Linked DNA regions of Homo sapiens: all the other regions are linked to region 1. Evidence: read pairs that join two places in POLR2A ChIA-PET (ENCODE). Cell type or tissue: MCF 10A. All regions are shown on one strand.

Region 1 (5,000 bases):
CCCCCCCCCCCAGACGCACAAACAAAAACAATGCACACACACCACATGCATGGACTAAAACTACTGTCCACAGAGAGGAACTGCTTGCTCTCTTTCCAGGAAATGAGAGGTGACAGCGTGCTGGCAGTCCTCAGAGCCCTCACTTGCTCTTGGCACCTCCTCTGCCTGGGCTCCCACTTTGGCAGCATTTGAGAGCCCTTCAGCCCCCCCACTGCACTGTGGGAGCCCCTTTCTGGGCTGGCCAAGGCCGGAGCCCACTCCCTCAGCTTGCAGGGAGGTGTGGAGGGAGAGGCACGAGCGGGAACCGGGCTGCGTGCGGCGCTTGCGGGCCAGCTGGAGTTCCGGGTGGGCGTGGGCTTGGTGGGCCCCGCGCTCAGAGCAGCCAGCCAGCCCTGCTGGCCCCAGGCAATGGGGAACTTAGCACCCGGGCCAGTAGCTGCGGAGGGTGTACTGGGTCCCCCAGCAGTGCCAGCCCACCGGCACTGTGCTCGATTTCTCGCTGGGCCTTAGCTGCCTTCCCGCGGGGCAGGGCTCGGGACCTGAAGCCCGCCATGCCTGAGTCTCCCACTCACTCCATGGGCTCCTGTGTGGCCCGAGCCTCCCCGACGAGCACCACCCCCTGCTCCACGGCACCCAGTCCCATCGACCACCCAAGGGCTGAGGAACGCGAGCGCACGGCGCAGGACTGGCAGGCAGCTCCACCTGCAGCCCCGGTGCGGGATCCACTGGGTGAAGCCAGCTGGGCTCCTGACTCTGGTGAGGACGTGGAGAGTCTTTATATCTAGCTCAGGGATTGTAAATACACCAATCAGCACCCTGTGTTTAGCTCAAGGTTTGTGAATGCACCAATTGACACTCTGTATCTAGCTGCTCTGGTGGGGCCTTGGAGAACCTGTGTGTCGAAACTCTGTATCTAACTAATCTGATGGGGACATGGAGAATCTTCGTATCTAGCTCAGGGATTGTAAACACACCAATCAGCGCCCTGACAAAACAGGCCACTGGGCTCTACCAGTCAGCAGGATGTGGGTGGGGCCAGATAAGAGAATAAAAGCAGGCTGCCCGAGCCGGCATTGGCAACCCGCTCGGGTCCCCTTATACAATGTGGAAGCTTTGTTCTTTCGCTCTTTGCAATAAATCTTGCTACTGCTCGCTCTTTGGGTCCACGCTGCTTTTATGAGCTGTAACACTCACTGTGAAGATCTGCAGCTTCACTCCTGAGCCCAGTGAGACCACGAGCCCACCGGGAGGAACGAACAACTCCAGACACGCTGCCTTAAGAGCTGTAACACTCACCGCGAAGGTCTGCAGCTTCACTCCTGAGCCAGCGAGACCACGAAGCCACCAGAAGGAAGAAACTCCGAACACATCTGAACATCAGAAGGGACAGACTCCAGACGCGCCACCTTAAGAGCTGTTAACACTCACCGCGAGGGTCCGCGGCTTCATTCTTGAAGTCAGTGAGACCAAGAACCCACCAATTCCGGACACAGAAAGACATATGTCCTCTTTTAAGGCATTTCAATTGATTAAAATCCACCCAAGATAATCTCCCTAATTTAAAGTCAACTGATTAAGGACTTTATTTATATCTGTGAAGTCTCTTCACAGAAGCACCTAGGAGAAAGTGCGTGCATGCTACAGAATGCCTGCGTCTTCCCTTCCACCCTTTATGAGAGAGTATCTGGTATAGCCCACCCCTCTCACATACTGGGAAATTCTGGGGAATGTACCCTAGCCTAGCTGAATTGACAAACCACAAAGCCATCATAACAGCATAACACACACACACACACACACACACACACACACACACACACACCACAATGAAATAAGAAATAGCATAGGCAATGAGACAACCAAATAAATGGAGGCTAGAATAGATGAATATGTATGTGCACACATGTGCATTTGTGATCTAGTTTCCTCTGGCCCTTGATGGACCAGCGGTCCCCTCAGTCTGTGACTGAGATGAAGGACAGAAAGAAGTACTGCTGCTCTGGTCAGTCTCAAAAGACAAAAGATGCCCCCTGAATTCCAGCTTGACCATATGAGATCCTTGCTTCTAGGTAGCAGATGGTTGTCATTTTGTACAACAACAATCAATAAAATATATAGTCAACTATGTTGAAAATGTCCACAATGGTCCCACTGGGCATGGTCTGACCAACCAAGCATGAATTTTTTAAGAAAACTGAGTCTCTTTTTGGTTAGAGCATGTTCACTTTGGGCCAGGGGCAGTGGCTCATGCCTGTAATCCCAGCACTTTGGGAGGCCGAGGCGGGTGGATCACGAGGTCAGGAGTTCAAGACCAGCCTGGCCAAGATGGTGAAACCCCATCTCTACTAAAAATACCAAAATTAGCCAGGCATGATGGCAGGTGCCTATAATCCCAGCTACTCAGGAGGCTGAGGCAGAGAATTGCTTGAACCCGGGAGGCGGAGATTGCAGTAAGCCGAGATTGCACCACAGCACTCCAGCCTGGGCAACAGAGAGAGACTCTGTCTCAAAAAAAAGAAGAAAAAGAGCATGTTCACCTTGATTTTTCTGTCAGGCCAGGATTGGACTGTTTTTCTTCTGTTAATAGGACTCTGCTGTTGATACCAAGCGTTGTTGAAACTCAGCTCATGCTGAAACTCACATCTAAAGACCAACACTGGCTTTCAGGTATTTCATAGAGCATGGCTCCTATTGTGTGATTGAACACCACTGCATTCTTTGAATGAGTAATTCTATCAGGTCATGGATCTCAAATAAAACAGCCAAAAAAGGTGGGGGGTAGAGGAAAGAAACCATGGCTTCTTGGGATAATTATTTCTTTGCACGCATTGAGTATTCTTAGTGAGAAAGTGTGGTGGTCATTACTGCTATGCCTACTCTCGAGTTTTTGAAGCTCACCCTAACCTAATTAAGTGTCTGTTTGCCCTTAGGCCCGGCATGTTCACTAGATGAGGCAACAGCTGCAACACTGCCAGAAACCACGGGAAGGGCGAAATATTTGCTGGTTGCTGCTATTTGAAGCCTTGCCAGAATCAACAATGATGGTCTTAGGCATTATCAGCTCATTTTAAAAATGTATCCTGACAGATGCTGGTATGCTCCTCCTGAGAGGCACACATCAGTTCTCATGGCCCCCAAAGCAGTGGGATGGGGTTGTTCAAAAGTTCAAGTGGGAGAAGGTGTTGGAAACTGATCTATTCCAACTCAGTTAAACAGGGAAGTGTGGAGAGGTTGCATGTTTGGTCTTATTTGGGTAAAGTAGACAAAGCAATGCCCTCGGCCTTCAGTGTACACAGGTGACACCTGTAAGAATTCATTTAAATGCAGGTTTCTAGGGCACACCCAGAGATTTTGACTTAAGTTTTGGGGGACATAGGAACATACTTTTTTGTTTTTTTGAGACGGGGTCTCACTCTGTTGCCAACATCTGCCTTCCGGGTTCAAGTGATTCTCCTGCCTCAGCCTCCTGAGTAGCTAGGACTACAGGCGTGCGCCAGCTAATTTTTGTATTTTTAGTAGAGACGGGGTTTCTCCATGTTGTCCAGCATGGTCTCGATCTCTTGACCTCAGGATCCGCCTGCCTTGGCCTCCCAAAGTGCTGGGATTACAGGCGTGAGCCACTGCGCCCAGCCAGAATATACATTTTTATAAGTGTTTTACAATGTGATTCCAATGAAGGTGGTTTTAAGAGGCACTAGTGTAAAGAAGAGAGTTTAGAATCTTGAACAGAATCTCAAAAAGCTGTTTTAATTTTATATATAGTTTTAAAATTTAGCAAGAGGGGGCAGAACCCATTGAAGCAAGCTATAAAATCTCATTGAAAGGCACAAAACCAGAGCCAAAATGAACTGGGAAGTTTACCTCGTGCCCAATGGGAGAACTTACCATTGAAAAACAATCTCCCTTAATGAATTTGTATTTTGAAGGTAATCTCAATCGGAATGCCAATGCATTTGGTGTTTTCTGGAACTAGTTTGGAGGGGTGGGGAACATGCCTTACCAGATAAAACTATAATAACCCTAATCAAAATAGTAAGGGGTTGACAAAGAAATGGATGATTAGATCAATGAACTAGAACAGAAAGACAAGAAAGAATACCAAGAATATATAATCAATGTGACATTATTTGCAGTGAGAAAAAAGATGTTTAATTGTTTATCTGTCAGGAATAAAATACAGTAGATTTCAATTTCACTCCATGTGCAAAAACAAACCTAAGATAAATGAAAGATCTAAATGCAGCAATTGACCAATAAAAGTATCAGAAAATGTAGGCAAATATTTGTATAACCCTGGGATGAGTAAAACATTCTTACACATGACAGGAAATTCAAGATTTATAAAGAAAATATAGGACATATATAACTATATGAATTTAAAATATTCTGTATAATGAAAGATATCATAGATAATGCCAGAAATCAAATAGTAGGAAAAATTATTGAACACACATATGGCAACCAAACAGTTAATATTCTTCATAGTCAAAGCCTTCTAAATATTGATGCAAAAAGGACAAATAATGCAATAAAAAATTGGCAAACTTTAAAAAACTACTAGGTAAAATTTAAAATTTGTAATAATGTCTGTCACTGTTAAGGTTGTAGAAAAAATTAGTACCTGCTTACGTTGGTGAAGGAGGTACAAACTTTGGCTTCTTGGCAGTATTTGTGTATGTTATAGAAATAACAGTGCCAAAAGACAAAAGGAAAAGAGCTAGATGCTTATTGCAACTTTATATATTGAGTTTCAAGAAAGAAAGAGGGAATAGGGGGACAGGGAAGAAAGTGAGAACTACAAATAAAATCTTAAGCCGCTCAACCAACTGGACAGACCCTCTCTTGGCCAAGGGGACCCCGGAAAAATCTTAAAAACATGATGGGGTGGGAGGTCAGGCAGGCCTCATTAAGCACCTTTCCTTTTGCAGTTTAGCCACAACAGCCCAGAATTAATGTTAACATAGAGATCATAGGACTGACAGAATGAACTCTCTGTGGCA
Region 2 (5,000 bases), 100 kb after region 1:
AGGCCAGGCAGTGCCACAGTATCCAATATCATAACTAGAAATGGGCCTGGAAATTCTGAGGCATATGGTTTCCCTGCCGTGTTTCTGAATCTTATTGCTATGTTTTCTTTTGTTTTGTTTTGAGTATTACTTACTATGTAAGATAGAAAGAGAATCTTTTTCAATGCACATGGTTAAATAAATAAGACCTTTTAAAATCATGCTAATGGGAGATCAATAGCATATTATCCCCTCATAGAAGTTGCTAAAGTCTAACAAAGAGTCTACAGGAGAGTGTCAGTATCTTTGTTATTTAAATCAGTCTCTTTTACTTTTTATCCACCTGGCAGTGCATTCTCGGAAAGGGCAATACAAATGTTTTATTGTGTTGTTTAAGATGCAATGGGCCAAACAAACAAATAACAACAAATGACCTATACGAACATTCCCAACAAGTCATTAAACTACATTTCTTGATGCGTACAGAAGGTTTAGGAAACATAAATTTGCTGTCTGAGATCCCTGATGTACGTCTTGGCTCTAACACAGATGAGCAAGAAGTCAAAAATAGAAACCACTTTGAAGAAACTCTGGGGCCCTAAATGCAAGTCCCCTTGTAAGATGTCTTTATTAACGCAAAAAATCCTCCAAGCTTCCTCCCCTACAGTCATGACAGATGCCTTTGAAAGTCTCCCCACAGTGGCAAGACTTCTGAAAATTTCTTCCTGCACTTTGTGGAGTTTACAAAAACTATGCGAGTAACCTCCACTGCATTTGTCAAGCAAGAAGTAATTGAAAACAGCAGGTAGTTGTGCCTTAGTCACTAAAAGAAGTCTGCCAATTGATGCATGGGGTGCTGAGGCTGGGAGCTCCCATTAGAGCTCCTGGGTGGTATTTAGGTTCAGTAAATCCCCTGTGTGTCTGGGTAACTGGATCCCTAAATCTTGAGACTATTTTCATCCACTAAGAAGAGAATTGGAGTAGTATGGAATCTACTAAAAAAACTTGCTTTGTTTCTAGATATTTATTAAATGAAACATTGTAAGTATGATTTTGAAACGTCTTATGTAGCCATGTACATTGAAAAAACATCCTCTTTCTGTGGTAGGTGGTGAGATTAAAAACAAAACAAAACAAAAGAAAATATAGCAGTAAGATTCAGAAACATGGCAGGGAAACCATATGTCTCAGAATTTCCAGGCCAGTCCTATTTCCAATTACGATATTATACTGTGGTCCCCAAATTCTTATAATGTTCAAGAAATCCTAATAGCATCTAGACAGTATAATTTAGACTGCCTCTTATGTACAAAAAAAGATATACAAAATCCTTGTTCAACCTGATCTGTGTTTCAGAAAATATAAAGTATCTTAACACTATAGTGTTAAGCATCGGATAGTCTCCTAAAGGTGTTGGTCAGAAGAATTGAACCATAACCTGGATGGATCTATTTAAAGATAGATCAGATGAGAGGCAAGAGGTGACTAAAGAAATTAAAATTTAATTCTTAGCAGAAAAGTTGAAAGTCTTTGCCATACTTAATCTACAGTAGAAAATATTAAGATATGTAATAATTTCCACAAGAAATATTATTGACAATGAAACCTGTAATATATATTATTTACTTGACATTTGGTGAGAGTTGGCATACCACACCCAATAATGGATTTGTGCAAATTCATTCACATGCTCTTGAGCTGCATGCTTTGTGTGTCCAGCAGTATGTAAGTGCTCCCACAGTGAATGGAGAGAAGAGCACAAGCAAAGGCATGGAAGCTGGACACACCCTGTGCCTTCTGAGAGCCTCAAGAGTGCTGGCTGGCATTGTCAGGGCATGGCGGGGATAAGAAGCTACAGTAGGAGCTGAGGCTGGAAGGGCTGACAAAGTTCAGATCACGTAGAGACCTCTGCCCTTTGTGACCATCTGTATACCATGAGGTGGTAGCTGAGGGATAGATTCTCTGACTCTGGAACAGATATAGATGTGCTGGCTTCCAGATGCTGCTCACTTCAGCTTTACAGATATATTATATTGGTGGTGAGTCTCCCTTCACATCTAAGTGTAGAAAAGGAATTATGGAATTGACCACCACACAAAAAAATAGGCTAAGTGTTAGGAAGACATTCTTGGCTCGAGCAATAGCAAAATGCAATTTTAAATAAGTTCTTTTTTTTTTTAGAGAGAGTACAATTGTCCATCAAGCAGGAGGATGGAGAAAACAATTTTGTGGATGACTTTCTCACCCTGTGCTGTTATGCTATTTTGAAGCAGAATAATTACAACTGGGAACAAAGTTTGCTTAACAAATGGCAGTTATTGAAACATTGCCTCTTTTTCCGTGGCTTCTTTTGTTGAGAAAGTTCAGCCAGAATCAAACTCAAGAGGGAAGGATCCTGGAAGATATGTGGATCCAAGCACTGATGGAGTTGAAGAACTAATAACATATTATGGGCTTCTGCTAGACTAGAGGGTGTTTGTTTGTTTGTTTGTTTGTTTGTTTGAAACGGAGTCTCCCTCTGTCGCCCAGGCTGGAGTGCAGTGGTGCGATCTCAGCTCACTGCAACCTCCGCCTCCCGGGTTCAAGTGATTCTCCTGCCTCAGCCTCCTGAGATTACAGGGACTACTGGGATTACAGATGCCCACCACTTTGCCCGGCTAATTTTTGTATTTTCAGTAGAGATGGGGTTTAGCCATGTTGGCCCGGCTGGTCTCGAACTCCTGGCCTCAGGTGATCTGTCTGCCTGGGCCTCCCAAAGTGCTGAGATTACAGGCGTGAGCTACCACACCCAGCCTAGACTAGAGTTATTTAAGGAACAAACGCTCCTATGAACCCAGTCCAATAGGAAGATCACGTCTTATTCTGGCTGTGGGCCAACGTTGTAAATATGGTGCTAGAAATGCTTATGAGAGCACATTTCAGTCAACTCCTCATGTCTAACATAAACAACGCTTTAGGCCAAGGTCGCTAACCTTCTCAAATGGGGTATGCATTTTCCTAAAAATACAATATTCAAAGATGTAACTATCATTTGTGATTTTTTTCTTAAAACTAGCTTTTTTCTTTCAGATTTTAGAATAGCTCTCTCCAACGTCTCATTTGTCCCAAAGCCTGTTGCATAATTCTAATGACTTATGACTTTCAGAAGTCTTCCAAGACTTATGACTCAGAGGTGTGCCTGGGGTTGGTGGTGCAGAGTTCTTACTTCCTGTAGGCCGGCACCAAGTGCTCCCGGCAGATCTACCTTTACAAAGAAGCAGATGCCAAAACCTTGCCCCTCTTGCCCCTCGGGCTGTGCCTGATCACTCAGTGCCATCTGGCCACATTGCTGTGGAGGGAATGCTCTTGGTAACTGTTATTGCTGCCTGGTTATGCGTTGGCACTTTACAACAGTACAGGGAGCTGAGCAAAGCAACAAGCCGTCTCAAAAAAACTAATTTCACTAAATCTCCTTACAATACACGTATGAAAACTTTTTAGAGCTTTTTGGAAGGAAAAATAGATTCAAACTTCATTACATGTGTCAGGAAAAAGCAAAAGTGATGCCTATATTGCAGAAAATGAGCTGTGGTCACTGTTTTTTGCCATTTAGGACCTGTGTTACTGATAGAAGAAATGAAAACCCTCTGGACCCAATAAGATGTTGGGTCTTTCCTTTCTGTTCTCTTCTTGCTCCTCTGCCCAGACCCTCTGACATCTTGCCCAAGTTGACAAACACAAATAGGACTGGCCTTCCAGAACCCTCAAAATGGCCACCTCTTCCCACCTCTTCTTGAACTCTCCAAGTTACAAGTCACTGCTCCTTCTCTTGAACTCCAGGATCTCTCTGTCTGAACTTTCTATCTGACTTTAGAATTAGCATTTGTAACTCCTCTTTTAGATAATTTGCTTATTGACGCTGTGGTCTGGACTGTGTTTGATTCATTTGTACTTTCTCAGTTCCCAAGTACTCAGTGAAATACTGGTGAAACAATTTCCCAGGACTGTGACATTCTATTTGTGGGTGCCCTTTAAGTAAACTGTTGGAGAAAAGCAAAAGGAAAAATACATGATCTCACGCAAACAGGGTCCTCACCTGCCAAGAAGCTGTTTTGTGTTCTCTTGTTAGAATAATTTATCTAAGTTTAAGAGCAAGGATTTTTTTTTTTCTCTTGGGCAAAGTATGCACATGGCTGCTGCAGCAACAGCTCAAATAGACCCTGGCTTCCTGCTGAGGGCCAGAGGGGAAGACAGGGAGAGCACGTCTGGAGGAATCACCCAGCTGGGTGCCCAGACATAGCCACCTGCCTCCTGCCCCATGTCGAGGTGATGTGTCACCACACTGGAGACGGCTGATTTGGGTCACACCGCATTGCAGGCCCCAGATTGGAAACTGTAACCAGAAGAGCATGACATTTTAAAATATCAGTAGCACATCGGGTAAATGATTAAACCTCCCAAACAAGGAGTGTTTTTCTCCACGTCTACTCCAACACAGACTCATCTTCAGACCACTTCACATTAAGCAGTAAGTAGAAAAGAACTTGTCATGGGCAAGAAGACAGAATAAAACCTTACAAAGAGAAAGGGAGAGGGGGAAAACGATAATTTAAAAAGGAATTTTAAGGGGATGGCTGGAGCCGATACCCGCCCTTCCACGTTAGACACTCCTCTGACCCCATCAGTCCTCACTTCTTGTTTTCCAAAACCGTGCTTCATGAGAACAAGATTCCTTTTCCATTCATTTTTTTTTTTTTTTTTTTTTTTTTTGTAGAGATAGGATCTCGCTATATTGCCTAGGCTGGTCTCAAACTCCTGGTCTCAAGTGATCCTCCTGCCTCAGTCTCCCAAAGTACTGGGATTACAAGCGTGAGCCATTGGGCCCCGCCTAGATTAGTTTTTATTATAACGTAATTTTTGGTGTGAATTTCACCATTTCCTATGTTCAGAATGTAGTTTCCCCATCTAGGAAGTGGGATAGTAAAAAATTCCTTTTACCAATGTCACAGACGTGGCTCTAGCTCAGTGCAAAAGGGATGTTA
Region 3 (5,000 bases), 160 kb after region 1:
GCCCCAATGATGTAAAGATGTTTAAAATTATAAAGTGATATACAAATAGAATGGATCAATATTTTGATTTTGTGTTTCTTCCACAGATTCTCTAAAAGCAACAAAAAAGTAGTGAGTTCCTGGATTAGATACTCTGTGGGGTGCTAGGGATGTGAAAACATGTCTCCTTTTCTTGTTTTCCCTTTCACATGAACTACCTTGACTGCTAATTTTATCTTCTCAGATTATATCATTTTCATACGATATCTCAAATCTTTGGTAGATTGGAATAATGCATTAATAAATTAATAATTAATAAAAGAAAATAAAATAATTAATGGTACAAGGCACAATACCTCCTCAAAAGGAATGTATATCCCAACAAGAGGACACGACAATATTTTTAAAGACGATTTCACAACATCAGGGACGTTCTGAAAGCCCTGAATGAGTGATGGAGATGGTACAGCTGCAGGAGAGATGGGAGAGATCGCTAGAAGACATGAAGTGGGAAAAGGCTTCGGAGAGCAGGTAGTGCTCCTGCAAGGTCTTGAAGCCAATGAAGATTGAAGAGAGCCTTTCATCCCAGAGAGGGAGGTGAACAAAGATTCAAGCGCAGAGACGGGTCAAGGGTATTCAGGAGGAAGTAAGGCAGCCTGGAGTTGAGAGAAAGGACACTGAAGTACAAGACAGAAAAATGACTTTTCAGAGGCTGAAAATGTACCAAAATGTACAGGCTACTGGCTCTTGTCCACCACCACTTCCGCATTTGCACAATCTGAGAATCCTGTACAATCTGTGAGGCTCAGGAACAAGCCACTTGGATGGGGGTCAGCAGGCCTGGGTGTCCTTACCAGCTCTGCAAGTCACAAACATCTCCGAGCTTCATTGTTTTTTCCAGAAGAGCAGTTCTCCACATCCATATTGCAACACATTGGAATGTTTAACAAGTCATTTGTTACTATTATGAAATTATTAAAGTAGGTGAATATTTTAATTAGAAATCACTTGTTTCAAAATTTCTTGAATGGAATGAAAGAAATGGAAAAGGGAGTGTGTAAGTCCATGAGAGGGGGTGACCTATGTCACAGCACCAATAGTGCTGTTCTAACATAGAGGGAATGGGGAGAGACCAGTGTCCTAGAACATAAAGGCGTGGTTCTATATTTCAAAGTGCCCCATAACAAAGAAGTAATAAGACGACTAGGTCTGGACTGTGCCTATGAAGGTGGAAAGTCTGAAGACACACTTGCCTCTGGAGAGTATGTAGTCAGTACTCAGGCACCGGGTAGCTCCTCAGAAGGAAGGAGCAAGAGGCTCTTACTGGTTCAGAGGCAGCTTGTCTCGGGATCTCAGACGTGGAAGGCTGGTGTGGTTCTGATGCATGCACAGCCAGGATTGACTGGGTTTGCAGCTTTCCTTTCTCTTTTCTGTTCTAATTCTGGAGGTAGAACTTGATGCCTCCTTTGAGTCCTCTGCTCCTGTTTCCTCTGTTCCCATTTCCTGTTCCCGATGGATCCTGAGAAATATGTGAACACTTCAAATGATGTTTGACATTATTGAAAAGGGCCCTCTCTAGAGAATACCTTTTATTATGTGAAACATCTTATTTGTGATACGTACAGCACTTGTGTTTAAGCTGTTGCCAATTTATATTTGTGTATGCAGTATTAGTTTTCTTTGAGAGGCGGCCAGTTAGGACACTTATGTTGCTGAGTACCCATTACATTGTGAAAGATACCCCAAGGCTAGCTGATTGTTCAGTTTTTCCAGATTTTCTGTCTTACTGCTAGTGCCAACTGTGCGTCTGGGCATAAACCAGACCCTGATTCACCAAAGGCTGGCCATTGTCTCTTCCTCTTACCCATCTATTCTAACACACCTTCAGTCACCCAGAGCCCATAGAGTGCCATCAACAATAGCACACCTTACACGAGAAGAAAGATGAGACTTTCTAGTTTACTAGAAAGAATGCAAGTGTGAACATTCTGCAGTGAGGAAAACAAAAACCAGAATAGAAAAACACCAAAAACTTGGAATATTCCTCTTGGTTTTCATTGAGTTGATAGAGTGGGCTCTTTAAGGATGGGACGCTTTACACAATACATCAGGTCATGAGTTCTCAGCAGGGGCCAAAAGGGACACATTGACAAAGGAAGACATCATTTTCATCCAGCAGATTCAGGGACGAAGGGATCTGTTTTATTGATGCAGTGCTGAGTCACTTAGCAGCTGACTCATTAGCAGCCATTAGCCAGCCCACAGTCAACAGAAAATGAGCACAATTGTGCAATCTTTACAGAAGAGAATTTACAAATTAGGGTTGGCAACCGAACTGACAGATCTGGGACTGTTATCAAACAGAGGAGACTTTCTGCCTGCTGACTATTTTGGAGACTTGAACCCAGCAACATGAACACCCAGGAAGCTGTTGCACACTACATACAGGTCAAACAAGACTCCTTTAAACTGATGTTTTTCTGTCTGTCTCTGTTTGCTCCTTGTATGAGATTATGCCATTACATTTATGCACTAAGCAGACAGATAATACTATTAGTTCTGATTTCACTTGGCTCCTTAAACACCATACAGGTTACTAACAGAGCTGTTTTAATACATATTGGCTCTTTGTGTCATGCCAAGACACAGGTGTCACTAGGGGACACAGGGCTGGAAACTTAGCCAAGCATGAATGGCCCAGAAGGATAAGACTGGGATGTCTTCTAAATAGGGAGAGGAAAACGACTACCATAAAGCCAGATAAGGCAACAGGAAGTGTTCGCCAGGCTTTCAGCAGTGGGAAGTGCTACCATGGAATCCTTCTCACTCTGGTGGCCAAATTTACTTGATTTCTACCTTTCATCCAACCTGGTGCCCCTATGGTGGGCTTCACTATGAATTACTCAGTGAGACCTCTGGCTAGTCCTGCCTTTACCTTGGTACCCCCACTCTCTCAAGGTCAGGTTTCCCTGACTGATCACTAGCTCTCTGAAGCTCCAGCCTGGTAGGTAATTGGGCACCTGTCTGAACCTCAGATCTATTTTTTTTTTTTTTTTTTTGCGCGACAGAGTTTTGCTCCTGTCGCCCAGGCTAGAGTGCAATGGTATGACCTCGGCTCATCACAACCTCTGCCTCCCAGGTTCAAGCGATTCTACTGCCTCAGCCTCCTGAGTAGCTAGGATTACAGCCATGCGTCACCATGCCCAGCTAATTTTGTATTTTTAGTAGAGATGGAGTTTCTCCATGTTGGTCAGGCTGGTCTCAAACTCCTGACCTCAGGTGATTCGCCTGCCTTGGCCTCCCAAAGTGCTGAGGTTACAGGCATGAGCCACCACGCCTGGCGAAAACCTCAGGTCTTTAAAGTCAGATGGTCCTGACAAGTTAGCCTTACCAAGAGAAGACGTTCTGCCAGGTAGCACTGGCTCCCAGCTATGAACCCTAGTTTCTTCTGCCATTTACTGGCTGCATACCTTTGGGCAAATGACTGAAATCCCTAAGTGTCTATTCCTCCATCAGTTACATGGGAATACCACTGCAGTTCCATTTAGCTCCACAAGACTCCATTTACGCAACAAATATTCATTGATCACCTCTGACAAGCCTGGCTCTGTGCTAGGCACTAGGGACACAGTGACAAACTGTAAACTACGCAGATAAGGTTCTTTCTCACATGGAAGGAAATTTACATGTTACCTAGGGTGGGAATGGGCAGGAGGAGACAAAATAACAAAGCAAACAAATTTACCTCGTAATTTTTGATAGTAACACATGCTAAAAAAACTAAGAAAGAAAGATACAGAATACAATGATTTGATAAAGAGTGACCAGGGTGGAGGTGACAGGATTTAGCCAGGGAGGTCGCATTTGATATGAAGCAATGCGAAGGTACATTGTGAAGATATGATGCGTGGATATGAAGACCACCTTGTGAAGATGTGGAAGCGCAGCAGTCCAGGTAGCAGAAAGAGCAGGAGCCAAGGTCCTTAAGCAGGAATGAGCTTGACTTGCTCTGAGGACACGTGGGGGAGTGTTGGACTCAGAAAGGTAGGTGATCCAGTGTGCAGTAGCAGATGAGCTTATCTGACAGGCAGAGCCAGTCATGTGGGACACTGAAACCACAAAAGGAGCCTAAATCTTAGTCTATATTCAGTGGTGACTCTGGGAGGAATTTTCCACAGGGAAGTGACATCGTCTGCGTTGCATTTTAAAAGACCATCCTGTCTGCTTTATAGGGTGGGGATTATAGGAAGAAGTGAGTGTAAAAAGAATAGTTAATAGAGTATGCATAACCCAGGTAGGAAATTCTGGTGGCTTGGCTTGGACTAGAATAGTTTCTGGAGATAAGGAGAAGTTGACACAGCAGGGATTCATCTTGGAGATAAAGCCAACAGGTTTGCTGATGGATTGGATGTGAGTGGATGGGAAGGAAAGAAATTAAGGATGATGCCTAGATTTTTGGCGAGGTGTCTGGATGGATGGTGGTAACTTTAAATAAGATGAGGAAGAACAAGTCAGGGCTATTAGGGGAGGAAGGTCAGTGGCAGTAAGAGTTTCCCTGGAGCCAGGTTAGTTTGTCATTCTTCTTAGCCAAGTGAGGTTGTCAGATTGGCAGTTGAATCTACTCTACGTTTGCAGCTCAGTGGAAAAATTAGGGATGGAAATTTTTTTTTGTTTTGAGACAGCGTTTCACTCCTGTTGCCCAGGCTGGGTGCAATGGCATGATCTCAGCTCACTGTGACCTCCGCCTCCCGGGTTCAAGCGATTCTCTTGCCTCAGCCTCCAGAGTAGCTGGGATTACAGGTATGCACCACCACGCCCGGCTAATTTTGTATTTTTAGTAGAGACAGGGTTTCTCCATGTTGGTCAGGCTAGTCTCGAACTCCCTACGTCAGGTGATCCACCTGCCTTGGCCTCCCAAAGTGCTGGGATTACAGGTGTGAGCCATAGCGCGTGGCCGGATGGAAGTATTTAAGTACGTAGATTGTTTAAGGCTCAGCTCTGTGCTAGACAATGCATATCAT

What was found. ChIA-PET counts read pairs that join two places held together with the same protein. Peaks named below come from ENCODE experiments on the same cell type or tissue, not always from the same donor. Only the 100,000 strongest peaks of a DNase experiment are listed, where the experiment ranks them.
Region 2: POLR2A ChIA-PET joins it to region 1 with 11 read pairs; 3 of 35 experiments call an interaction of 5 or more read pairs at or near these places.
Region 3: POLR2A ChIA-PET joins it to region 1 with 16 read pairs; 2 of 35 experiments call an interaction of 5 or more read pairs at or near these places.

What each region holds. Positions count from the first base shown.
Region 1 is chr1:232,867,112-232,872,111 of GRCh38, reverse strand. The region is part of intron 4 of LOC101927711 (a long non-coding RNA gene); the gene reads right to left. Among named protein-coding and RNA genes, the nearest start is that of MAP10, 64 kb to the right of the region's middle. In MCF 10A, no CTCF peak of the experiment used is centred here; a DNase peak (open chromatin) is centred at 2,971.
Region 2 is chr1:232,765,715-232,770,714 of GRCh38, reverse strand. No RefSeq gene overlaps it. Among named protein-coding and RNA genes, the nearest start is that of LINC01744, 26 kb to the right of the region's middle. In MCF 10A, no CTCF peak of the experiment used is centred here; DNase peaks (open chromatin) are centred at 2,844, 3,184 and 4,974.
Region 3 is chr1:232,702,187-232,707,186 of GRCh38, reverse strand. No RefSeq gene overlaps it. Among named protein-coding and RNA genes, the nearest start is that of LINC01745, 13 kb to the left of the region's middle. In MCF 10A, no CTCF peak of the experiment used is centred here; DNase peaks (open chromatin) are centred at 856, 1,736 and 2,246.